Regions from separate parts of the Homo sapiens genome. Here region 2 is linked to region 1. A link is an interaction called in ENCODE POLR2A ChIA-PET data of the cell type or tissue named here. Cell type or tissue: CD4-positive, alpha-beta T cell. All regions are shown on one strand. Region 1 overlaps TSG101 (tumor susceptibility 101). Region 2 overlaps LDHAL6A (lactate dehydrogenase A like 6A).

The links. ChIA-PET counts read pairs that join two places held together with the same protein. Peaks named below come from ENCODE experiments on the same cell type or tissue, not always from the same donor. Only the 100,000 strongest peaks of a DNase experiment are listed, where the experiment ranks them.
Region 2: POLR2A ChIA-PET joins it to region 1 with 5 read pairs; 3 of 35 experiments call an interaction of 5 or more read pairs at or near these places.

Annotation. Positions count from the first base shown.
Region 1 is chr11:18,521,564-18,524,063 of GRCh38, forward strand. The region is part of intron 1 of TSG101 (tumor susceptibility 101); the gene reads right to left. Among named protein-coding and RNA genes, the nearest start is that of TSG101, 4.1 kb to the right of the region's middle. In CD4-positive, alpha-beta T cell, no CTCF peak of the experiment used is centred here; a DNase peak (open chromatin) is centred at 1,028.
Region 2 is chr11:18,460,001-18,462,500 of GRCh38, forward strand. All of the region lies in intron 1 of LDHAL6A (lactate dehydrogenase A like 6A), which reads left to right. Among named protein-coding and RNA genes, the nearest start is that of LDHAL6A, 5.4 kb to the left of the region's middle. In CD4-positive, alpha-beta T cell, no CTCF peak of the experiment used is centred here; no DNase peak of the experiment used is centred here.

The DNA of each region.
Region 1 (2,500 bases):
TCACTATGTTGCCCAAGCTGTTCTCAAACTCCTGGAAGTGATCCTCTCAACTCAGCCTTCCAAAGTGTTGGTATTACAGGTATGAACCACTGCACCTGGCCCCTTCCTTTTTTTTTTTTTTTTTTTTTTTTTTGAGACAGCATGTGGCTGTCACCCAGGCTGGAGTGCGGTGGTGTGATCTCAGTTCACTGCAACCTCCACCTCCCAGGCTCAAGCAATCCTCCCATCTCAGCCTTCCAAGTAGCTGGGACTACAGGTATGCGCCACAGTGTTTGGCTAATTTTTGTATATTTTTGATAGAGCTGGATTTTAGCATGTTGCCCAGGCTAGTCTTGAATTTCTAGACTCAAGCAATCTGTCCACCTCAGCCTCCCACAGTGTTGGGATTACAGGCATGAGCCATCATGCCCAGCTCCCTTTCTCTTAAAACATGTTCTTCATTTGATTTCCAGGACATCAACTGTTCTCCTGCACTCTGTGCCTGTGCCTTCTCAGTCTCTTTGCTGGTTCGTTCTCTTATCCTAACCAATTATTATTGAGCACAGGCTAAGTCCTTGGTCTTCTTCTCTATCTAAACTCATTCCTTTGATCTCCCTCATGGTTGAAAATTAATTTATATGTTGAAACCCTTAAATTAAAATTTTCCAATCTTAACCTCTTCTCTGAACTCCAGAAAACATATATACAATTACCAATTTGACATTTCCCTTGGATATCTAATAAATGTCAAATTGAACATGACCAAAACTGAACTCCTCATCTTCTCCCCAAATTTACTTCTCCAGTGTCTTCCATATGTGTATACATACATATCCTTCCAGGTGCTCAGGCCAAAAACCATGACATTATCCTTGATGCCCTCTCTTTTCTTCACATCCACAGCAAATCTGTCAAAATATCCTGTTAGCTTTGCCTTCAAAATACATCCGGAATCTCCACAGCTACAGTCCTGGTCTAAGCCACCAGCACCTCTCACCTAGATTACTGCAACAGCCTCCTTACGTGTCTCTGCCTCCATCGTTAACCCCCTACAGTCTAGTCTCAGCATAGCATCTAGAGTAATATTGCTAACAGCTGAAACACAGCAACGGCTTTTCATCATACTCCAAGTAAATGCCAAGGTCCTTACAATGGCCTGCAAGGCCCTCCAAACCTCCCATACCATTGATGCTGTCTAGACCCATACCACCACTTTCCTCCCTTGCTCACTCCAGTCTAGCCACCATACCCTCCTTTGTTGTTCCTCTATCATGCATGACAAACTTCTGTCTATGAGTCTTTGCATTTGTTTTTCCTTCCTTCTGAAATGTTCTTACCCCAGATTGTTCCAGGTTTGTTTTTTTCTTGACAGGATCTTGCTCTGTCACCCAAGCTGGAGTACAGTGGTGTGATCACAGCTCACTGCAACCTCAAACTCCTGGGCTCAAGTGATCCTCCCATCTCAGCCTCCCAACCAGCTGGGATTAGAGGTATGCACCACGCCTGGCTAATTTTTTTATATTTTTAGTAGAGAAGAGACAAGGTCATGCTATGTTGCCCAGGCTGGTCTGGAACTCCTGGCCTCAATGTGATCCTCTAGCTTCCGCCTCCCAAAATGTTTGGATTTCAGGTGTAAGCCCCATGTCAAGCACACAGTTTCTTTACCTCTCTCAGGTGAGCTCAAGTAGATTTTTTCAGAAAGACCTCTCTTTACTATCAGATATAAAACGGTGACTCATCCCATTTCCACACCCTAGCATTCCCCATTTCTTCCCTGCTTTATTTTCTCTAAAGCACTTATCACTTTCCAACGTACTTCTTGATGTATTTATTGAGTTGTTTATTGCCTTCTATAAGAATTTAAATTCCAGAAGCACAGTTTCTTTGTCTGATTGTTCACTGTTGCATCCCTAGAACCTAAAACAGTGAGGGACATATCAATCTTTATTTTATTATTTTTATTTATTTATTTGTTTTTGAGATGGATTCTCGCTTTGTCACCCAGGCTGGAGTGCAGTGGCGTGATCTCAGCTCACTGCAACCTCTGCCTCCCAGGTTCAGGCAATTCTCCTTTCTCAGCTTCCCGAGTAGCTGGGATTACAGGCGTGCGCCACCATGTCTGGCTAATTTTGTATTTTTAGTAGAGATGGGGTTTCACCATCTTGGCCAGTCTGGTCCAAAACTCCTGACCTCAAGTGATCCGCCCACCTCAGCCTCCCAAAGTGCTGAGATTACAGGCATGAGCCATTGCACCTGGCCAATTTTGTTATAGTTTAAAATGTTTATTTTTTACTTTTTGAGACAGGTTCTCTGTCATAGCTCACTGTAACCTTGAACTCCTGGGCTTAAGTGATCCTCCTGCTTCTGCTTCTCAAGTAGCTAGGACTACAGGTGCAAGCCACGAAGTCTGGCTGATTTTTAAATTTTCTGTAGAGACAGAGTCTAGCTATGTTGCCCAGGCTGATCCTGAACTCCTGGCCTCAAGTGGATTCTCCCATCTCTACCTCCCAAAGTATTGGGA
Region 2 (2,500 bases), 62 kb before region 1:
TGATTTATCAGTGTTGATGTTGACCTCAGTTACCTGGCTGCTTGTAATGCAGCTTAGACTTCTAGGTTGATCAGTTGTACAGTCTAGTTTAAAATGTAAAGCGCTTGGCTTTGAATTTCCAGTAATTCGAATAGAGTAAAAAGATCCAGGCTGGATCCAGGCAGTGGCTCATGCCTGTAATCCTGCACTTTGGGAGACCAAGGCAGTAGTATCACTTGAGCCTAGGAGTTTGAGACCAGCCTAGGCAACAAAGCAAGACCCTGTCTCTAAAATATAAATAAATGAATAAAAATTAAAAATTGGCTAGGTGGCCGGGCACGGTGGCTCACACCTGTAATCCCAGCACTTTGGGAGGCCAAGGCGGGTGGATCACCTGAGGTCAGGAGTTTGAGACCAGCCTGGCTAACATGGTGAAACCCCATCTCTACTAAAAATATAAAAAACTAGCTGGGCACGGTGGCATGCATCTGTAATCCCAGCTACTTGGGAGGCTAAGGCAGGAGAATCGCTTGAACCCGGGAGGCAGAGGTTGCAGTCAGCCAAGATCGCACCATTGCACTCCACCCTGGGCAACAAGAGCAGAAACTCCGTCTCAAAAAAAAAAAAAAAAAATGCCAGGTGCGGTGGTACATGCTAGTAGTACTAGCTACTTGGGAGGCTGAGGCAGGAAGCTTGCCTGAGACCAAGAGATTAATGCTGCAGTGAGCCATGAATGTGCCACTGTACTCCAGCTTGGGTGACAAAGTGAGACCCTGTCTCAAAAAAGAAAAAAGGTAAAAAGCACTAACAATGTGAATTGGATATGTGCTTAAATTATGGATGCTTGGTTATTTCTTTCCTTTTCTTTTTTTTCTGAGAGGGAGTCTCACTCTGTTGCACAGGCTGCAGTGCAATGGTCAATCTGATAGCTCACAGCAACCTCCGCCTCCCGGGTTCAAGTGATTCTCCTGCCTCAGCCTCCCAAGTAGCTGGGATTACAGGCATGTGCCCCCATGCCCAGCTAATTTTTGTATTTTTAGTAGAGACAGGATTTCACGATGTTGGCCAGGCTGGTCTGGAACTCCTGACCCCAGGTGATCCGCCCGCCTTGGCCTCCCAAAGTGCTGGGATTACATGCGTGAGCCACCGCGCCCGGCCTTGGTCATTTACTTGTTTTTTTTTTGAGACAGAATCTCGCTCTGTTGCCCAGGCTGGAGTGCAGTGGCGCGATCATGGCTCACTTCAACCTCTGCCTCCTGGGTTCAAGCGATTCATCTGCCTCAGCTTCCCGAGTAGCTGGGACTACAGGTGCATGCCAACACGCCCGGCTAATTTTTGTATTTTTAGTAGAGACAGGGTTTCACCATATTGGCCAGGTTGGTCTCGAACTCCTGAGCTCATGATCCGCCCACCTTGGCCTCCCAAAGTGCTGGGATTATAGGCGTGAGCCACCATGTCCCACCTTGATCATTTACTTCTAAGCACTAACACAAAGGCGTTATTTTTCCTCCAAGGAAAAATTTATTATGTAATAAAGATAAAAAGAATATGTAGTTAAAAGGTAATACATTTACAAGATTTGAAAGTAAGGCTGGGTGCGGTGGCTCAAGCCTGTAATCCCAGTACTTTGGGAGGCCATGGCAGGCAAATCATGAGGTTAGGAGTTTGAGACCAGCCTGGCCAACATGGTGAAACCCCGTCTCTACTAAAAACACACAAAAAATTAGCCGGGCATGGTGGCAGGCGCCTGTAATCCCAGCTACTCAGGAGGCTGAGGCAGGAAAATCGCTTGAACCCGGGAAGGTGTGGGTTGCAGTGAGCCGAGATAGTGCCACTGCACTCCAGCCTGGGCAACGAGCAAGATTCCGTCTCAAAAAAAAGAAAAAAAAAAAAAAACTAGGCTGGGCATGGGCTCACGCTTGTAACTTTGGTAGGCTGAGGCAGGCGGATCACTTGAGTCCTGGACTTTGAGACCAGCCTGGGCAACATGGTGAAACCCCATGTCTACAAAAAATACAAAAATTAGCCAGATGTGGTGGCAGGCTCCTGTGATGTGGTGGTAGGCGCCTGTTGTCCCAGCTACCCAGAAGGCTGAGGTGGGAGGATCATCTGAGCCTGAGAAAGTTGAGGCTGCAATGAGTCATGATCATGCTACTGTACTCCTACCTGGGGGACAGAGCAAGCCCCTGTCTCAGAAACAAAAAGTAAAAGTAAAATTCAGAAAGATACATACAAGGCCGGGCGCGGATTAAGGCTTGTGCCTGTAATCCCATCACTTTGAGAGACCGGGGCAGGTGGATCACTTGAAGTCAGGAGTTTGAGACCAGCCTGGCCAACATGGTGAAACCCTGTCTCTACTAAAAATACAAAAAAATTGGCCGGGTGCGGTGTCTCATGCCTGTAATCCCAGCACTTTGGGAGGCAGAGGCGGGCGGATCACTAGGTCAGGAGATCAAGACCATCCTGGCTAACACGGTGAAACCCCGTCTCTACTAAAAATACAAAAAATTAGCCAGGTGTG